Regions from separate parts of the Mus musculus genome. Here region 1 is linked to region 2. A link is a contact called in ENCODE Hi-C or POLR2A ChIA-PET data. All regions are on one chromosome and are shown on one strand. The core of a region is the stretch at or near the end of the contact, and the rest is flanking DNA. Distances in the headings are between cores, read along the strand shown.

Region 1 (3,239 bases), core at 454-2,953, 38 kb before region 2:
CCAGCAGAGCCAGGCACTTCCATCTCCACCCTGCGTGTTCTCTGTGCCAGATGCTCTGTGGGGGCACCCTGCCCTGTGGGGCACCCTGCCCTGTGGGGCACCCTGCCCTGTGGGGGCACCCTGCTCTGTGGGGCACCCTGCTCTGTGGGGGCTCCGTGCCCTGTGGGACTCCCTGCCCTGTGGGGCACCCTGCCCTGTGGGGCACCCTGCCCTGGGGGGCACCCTGCCCTGGGGGGCACCCTGCCCTGTGGGGCACCCTGCTCTGTGGGGCATCCTGCCCTGTGGGGCACCCTGCCCTGTGGGGCTCCCTGCTCTGTGGGGCACCCTGCCCTGTGGGGCACCCTGCCCTGTGGGGCACCCTGCTCTGTGGGGCACCCTGCTCTGTGGGGCATCCTGCCCTGTGGGGCACCCTGCCCTGTGGGGCTCCCTGCTCTGTGGGGCACACTGCTCTGGGGGGCTCCCTGCTCTGTGGGGCTCCCTGCTCTGTGGGGCTCCCTGCTCTGTGGGGCTCCCTGCCCTGTGATCCTCATATATGGCTGACTTCTCTCCAGTGAGTTCAGGTTTAGGAAGGGAGGGTTGCATCCTTGTGACAAAGAGAAGTTGTCACCTTAGTCTGTGAATGTGAATGGGAAACCCAGATCCACATTTCTGAGTCCCCCTATGTCCCCCAAGGACAGGGAAGGCCCAGTACTAGCCAGGGCCAGGGAAGGAACACTGCTGATGGAGGAAGAACTATGGTCCAGGAAAGAAGGCCACACCACCCTCAGAGATGTCTTTATGTCTCCCAGGGGCGCAGAGGACAGATCAAAGCCTGCTTCAGGATGCACTAAGCCATGGCAGAGACAGTTGGCTCAAGCCATGACAGGAGAGATTTAGGTTAGACAGAGGAGGAACTGCCTGACAAGGAGGATTATTAACAAGTTTGCAAAGGCAGGATGTGTCCCTCCCCCAGGACAGCAAGCGCTGGCCTGTGATGCGGCTCTGAGCTCTTTGGAAACACAGTTCTATAAATCCAAGCTGCGCTTCCAGTAAATATCAACAGGGTGGGGGTGGGGTTCCCTGGAACATGCTGTCAGCAGCCCTTACCCCTTTTAATTTCCTCTGTGCTTCAGGCACCTGGCAGGATGCGTTCAGCTGGTGGGCTCTGTCTACACCAGTGCAAGCCCCAGTTTCGGGGTCTCGGTTTTCTCCCGTGTTAAATGGTTCCAGCATTCCTTGGGTAGAGAGAATCACACCCCTCGACTCTCAGAGAAGGCCAGTCCCCTCCCTCTTGTTGCCACTCTGACCAGCTGTCTTGGTTCTTGCTTGTACCCCAACAGAGCCTGCCCCTCCTTGCCATGACAGAATCATTTTGTCAGCCATCTTTCTCTGATGTGGCCACCACCTTGGGTGGCATTGTCCAACCAGTCTCTAGGGCCTGTTAGTATTCCTTATTAACAGAGGTTAGCCGAGGTCACTGCTTAGTGGAGAGTGTGTGCTTAGCAGGTGTCAGGCTGTGATTCTCAGCATCCCCTAAAACAACCAGCTAAACTTTGGCTACATCCAAAGTATCCCTGCATCCCCAGCCAGTCTCCGCCTCACACTGACCTGTGTGTCCTGAGAGCAGCCTGGGGACTTAACTGGTCCCAAGTCTGCGGTCCCCATCGTAACTTGCCTGAGAGCCAGCCTGGCTGAGGCACTTTCAGAGGGCAGAGCGTGTGTGTGGGTGAAGGGTAGCTGGCAGCTTTGCCTTTGATTTACCTCAAGAGGGACTCTGCGGGGTGGGTGGAATGAGCACCAGTCACCCTGGGACACCTCTTTAAATACCAGCTGGAGGCAGCTGGGTTCTGGGTGGGTGGAGTTGCCCTTCATCAAGCAGGCACCCCCCCCTCACACCCCTGACACATACAGGCATGTTGCACAGGTCAGGAGTCGGGTGGGTGCAAGAGAGGGGGCAGCTTCTGGCTCAGCAGCTCTGGCCCTGTGGGACTAAGGAGAGCACGGGTTAGGGCCCTGGGCATGTGAAGTTTTGGCTGTCCATTGTCTCCTTCACCCCCCTGAGGCAGTGAGCTCTGATAAAGCCTCATCCCTGGCTTCCACTCTCCAGGGCCTGGCTCGTTAAACTAAAGCACCCATCTGTGTGTGGATGGACACATGGACAGATGACGGTCACAGATGGAGCGCCAGTTGGCTGTCTGGCTCCTCCATACTGCCTCCATTTCCCCTGGGCAGAGAGAGAATAGGAGATGCTCAGGCCCCTCTGGAGTGCAGCTCTTAGCACTAGTTCTGGCTAGTAACTGTTGAATGTGCCACAGTCCCTCAGGGTGACTGAGGCAGGCTGGCAAGGCAGGGTGGGACAGAGGCCATGCTGGCATTTGCTAACAGCTGTGTGTGCAAAGCTCTCTGAGGCTCTGATGAGGGATCTGCTGTCAGACCTCTGGCCCAGGCCTCTGGTCCCCAGAGTGTCTCTGGAACTGGAGCACAATTTGTCGGATTTGTCCTGGCCGTGGGATGGGTTGGCAGAGAGCTGGGCATGGGATCCAGAGTCTAACTCAGCCCCCGCGGCATAATGGGGCTGTGTGGTTGGACCTCAGCACACGCTGCTTCCTGTCTTTGAGGCTGTCTGGCAAACTTCCCAGGGGTCCTTACCTGCCTGGGCATCTTCCCTGTGATCTACTGTCCCTCCCTGCTTCCTCTTGCCCAGCTATGATTCTTTGTTGGAATGAGGGAGGGCCTCCCTTCTCGTGGAAATTCACACCCACATCCTCACCAAGCCGTCTGTGGGATGAGGCTGGTGGGGGCAGGGGAGCAGCTGTGGAAACAGGAGGCTCTGCTTGAGAGGGACAGAAGGATGGATAGACGGAACCCTGGTCCATCTGGAGATGACAGCTCAGGGCCCAAGTGGGCAGCCAGTCCTGTCTCTCATGCATTCCAACCCCATGCCCTAGAGGGCCAGAGTCTGGGTGATACCAGACAGCTTGGCTGGCACTCACCAGGGACAGCTGAGAACCCAGAAAGGGCACGATGCCAATCCTGGGGGCTCTGTGGTATGGGGTGGGGTCTGACAAGTGGCAGAACTGTTCCTTTCACATACGGTTCCTTCCACTATTAAACAGATCAGACTTATTGCCCTAGGCTCTGGGCTGGCTGGTCTCCACTTGACAGACACTCTGGAAGGACACTTCTCCTCACCCAGCATCCTAACCCAGCCTTTTGACCCCTGTTCTGTGACCTCAGGGGCCAGCTGTAAAATGGCCACC
Region 2 (3,476 bases), core at 500-2,999:
TCAGTAAAGTGCTTGCCACACACACACACACACACACACACACACAAGGCCCTAGGCTTGAGCTCCAGCACAAATAAAGCCAGGGGCAGCAGGGTGCCCCTTGTAATCCCAGTGCTGGGGGATACAGGCAGGAGGATTTGTGGGCTTTGCTGGCTGGCCAGCCGTGCCTCGTGGGAGAGGTTCTAGGTCCTGATGAGAACTTTGTCTCAGACCCCAGAACAGCTTCTGAGGAATGACACCTGAATTTGAGCTCTGCCCCCACCAAGTAGGTATGCACGCATGTATGTCTACATGTACTCTCACACACCAGCATATACCCATATATCCACATACAAATAAATTAAAAGAGCTACAGTGTGGGAGGCCAGGCACAGTGGTACACACTGTAGTATTGGCATCAGGGACACACAGGCAGGAAGATCATGGCAAGGCCCAGGCTACACAGTAAGACCCTACATCAAAAAACAAAAGGCACCAAAATGCACACACAGACACACACACATACACACACCTACAGTGTGTGGTCCATCACTGGGGCTGTGGGACATGTGAGAGTGCTCAGAGATGAAAGTGGGAGCGGGCAGACCAGTTGAGGGCACCGTGGTCAGGTAGACAGGGTCAAGAAGCCACTGATGTTTCTGGCAAAAGTGGGTCAATTTCCTGAAAGAGGTTCTGGCCTTAGCTACTGGCACCAGACTCATCATCATGGCTCCCCAGGCCTGTCAAGGCCCTCCTGGGTATGTGTGTCTGTGTGTGTGTGTGGGGGGGGGGGGGTCAAGATACAGCAAAGCCTAATGAGTAAGGCCTGGCCAGCAGAGACACCTCCTGACTGGGCACTGGTAGACAGAGGACCAGCAGTTTCCCATGGGCCAGAGGTGGCCACTCCGGCCCCATCCTATGGGCCTAGAGCAATGGGCCATGTCAGGCCACAGCCTCCATGACCGACTCCCAAGTTAATGGTCCCTGGTGAACTCTCCTTGCAGAGACTTAGGACAGCCTCTGTCCCTCTGGGAGCCCAGCCACCTGTGCCTTGCCCTGCTTGGTGTCCGTTCACAGCTCTGCAGCCCAGGAGTTCCACTACCCTTGTCGGAGGTTTCAAAGTCACAGGCCCACTCTGTGCAGCCAGGGCCTCTTTGGCTCATCCCTGTTCTTGTCTCTCCAGTCAGAGGCTCTAATCGCTCCCACTGCTTGGTTACATTGGGGAGCCGTATCCTAGGAATCGGGGGGCCTCTTTCTCCCTAGCCCTGGTGCCTGCAGAAGCAGGGTCATCCAAGAGAGGACATAGCCCTTGCAGGGCAGGTGGCATCTGTCCATGCCCTGTGTGGCCTCTCAGCACCAAGAAGTGGGAATAAAGTCACAGGCCACCTGTCACCACAGCTGCCCATCCGTGAAGGGAGAGGCTTCTGTGGCAGAGGGCCTGGGTTTGTCTTCAGATTAGGTCTATCCCACACAGCATCTAAAGAACATTACCTGAAGTTGTCGTTTGGCCTACACATATGCACATATGTGTACACACAGCGACACACATGCACCTCTGAGATTACACTCCTGCTAGCCTCCCTGCTCTGGATGTATCTGTCTTTACAGGTAGAGTCTGGCAGTGGTCCAGAGTGGAGACTCCCACAGGTACCTTCGACCTGGCTGGCACACACGTACCAGTCCCTAAAACCCTGCCCTTTGTCAGGAGGCACTTGTCCTAGCAGAGCAGACTGGGAGGGTCACACTGCTAAGCAGACTCACCTCTACCCCTCCCACTCCACTGCTCCTTGGGTGCCAGGCTGTGCCGGGCCTTGCCTGCAACATAAGAAGAGGCAGAGGGAGGAGCCCTACTTCCAGAGCAGGAAAAGGAGTCGTGCTCCCAGCTGCCACAGCACAGCATCTGGGGCCCATGTTGTGCTCCCCCTGTCTGGAACTGCCAAGAGCCGAGGCTGGGGAGCCATTTGGAAACCAGCCCACTTTGGTGCTACCAGGAGCGCTCAGCTGCTCTAGCAAGGAAAATGGTACCCATGGAATACCAGGCACGGCTTCAGGGAGCAGAACCTGGTGGCTTCCTGAGTCAGCTCCTTTCCCCGGACCCTGTTCCCCACTGCCCCCAGCCCAGCCCTCACTCCTAGTATCCCCAGTTCTCCACATGGATTTGTTGAAATTGCAAGTGGGAGCCTCTTCTTTCCTGCCTGGACACTCCCAGCAGGGTCCCTGTCACTCTTGGTATGAAGACCAGGTCCCTCAGCACACTGATCAGGGCTCCTCTGAAGCCAGGTTCTCGTCCCCCCATCCCCAGCTTTGCTGCCTTCCACTGACCCAGAGCTTTGCCGTCAGCCCTCAGAGGGCACAAGTCCTCCCACCCTGAGCCTTTGCACATGCTGTTCCCCCCTGCCTCAGTTACTCTTCCTACTCAACTCAACTGTGCTGACCTTGTTTTAAGAGCAGTTTGGCCCCTTTCCTGGCCTGCAGCCCTCCGTCCTTGTCACTCTGACCTGCTACTGTGGTGACAAAGCTACCAGCCTAAGAGGAGTGACCACCCTTAGTGATGAAGAAGAAAGGAGCAGGCCCTGTGTCTGGCCCCCCTAGGGGCGGGGCAGTAAGCAGCCTCAGAACAAAGTCTGTTTGATCACAGCCCCTTCATCTGGAAAAGCAGGATACAGCTGTTGCCTGCAGCCTGTAGTTCGAAACGAGAGCAAATCCCCTTTCCCTGCTGCCCCCATCTCCAGCCTGTAGCTCTGATGGGAACTCTGCCCTCTGAGCTCCCGGACAGCTCTGCCCAAGGAGGCAGCAACACTCTCATATCAAATGTGATTGGCTAAATGGGCTAGCCACTGAGCCTACCTGGGTCTGCACAGAACACACCAGGCGTCTGATTAATACCATGCACATGAAACTCCGTCCCTAAGAGCCAGAGGTTGGAGCAAAGCAGGTAGGCTAATTGTTAATACAGGAATTAATATCGGCAAGCATAGATCTAGAAGGGAGCATGAACAGAAAAACTAAAGATCCATCAAATTCTGCAACAAGCCCTGAGGGACAGATGTGGGCTGTACTGCTGCCACCCGGTTCTCAAGTGTCTGTCAGCAGAGCCTGAAGGGTGCCACAATCATAGGACAGTGTTGTCTTCTTCAGGAAGCTCCCCCTCACGTTCATCGTTTTTCTCCTGAGCTGCGCCTGGCATGTGTATCACACTGTGGTTTCTGTTAGCCACTGGCTTCCCCACAAGGCTGAGACCTCTTAGGGACTGGGCTCCTCGGATCCCCAGCGTATTGTACAATGCCTGGAGCATGATTGGACTGAGTTTGTTAGGTGAGGCACATGGATGGTTGAATGGATTATAGGGATAGGTGGTCAGAGAGATAGGCGGAATGAAAGTGGATGGATGGATGGATGGATGGTTGGATCCTGCATGGACAGATGAGTGTGGGTCAGATGGATGAATGGATTCTGGGTGGATTGATGAATGTGGGTAGGCACATAGACAAGGTAGA

The links. Hi-C counts contacts between places; a loop is a spot of excess contacts on that map. ChIA-PET counts read pairs that join two places held with the same protein, here RNA polymerase II (POLR2A).
Region 1: a loop to region 2 is called in a map of heart, with 1.9 times the contacts of the local background. The contact joins two enhancer-like sites. A Hi-C loop is called at or near these places in 2 of 37 maps with a recorded cell type or tissue (gastrocnemius and heart). POLR2A ChIA-PET finds 5 or more read pairs at or near these places in 2 of 5 experiments (Patski and embryonic stem cell).

Annotation. Positions count from the first base shown.
Region 1 is chr19:7,147,920-7,151,158 of GRCm38, reverse strand. All of the region lies in intron 3 of Macrod1 (mono-ADP ribosylhydrolase 1), which reads right to left. It also overlaps a transcript of Flrt1 not described here. Among named protein-coding and RNA genes, the nearest start is that of Gm38621, 26 kb to the right of the region's middle. Within about 2 kb of position 1,703, at least 1 of the 3 ENCODE cell types and tissues checked has a DNase peak (open chromatin) inside an H3K27ac peak, as active enhancers do; it is heart, where a contact is called at or near this core.
Region 2 is chr19:7,109,389-7,112,864 of GRCm38, reverse strand. All of the region lies in intron 3 of Macrod1 (mono-ADP ribosylhydrolase 1), which reads right to left. It also overlaps a transcript of Flrt1 not described here. Among named protein-coding and RNA genes, the nearest start is that of Flrt1, 5.4 kb to the right of the region's middle. Within about 2 kb of position 1,749, at least 1 of the 3 ENCODE cell types and tissues checked has a DNase peak (open chromatin) inside an H3K27ac peak, as active enhancers do; it is heart, where a contact is called at or near this core.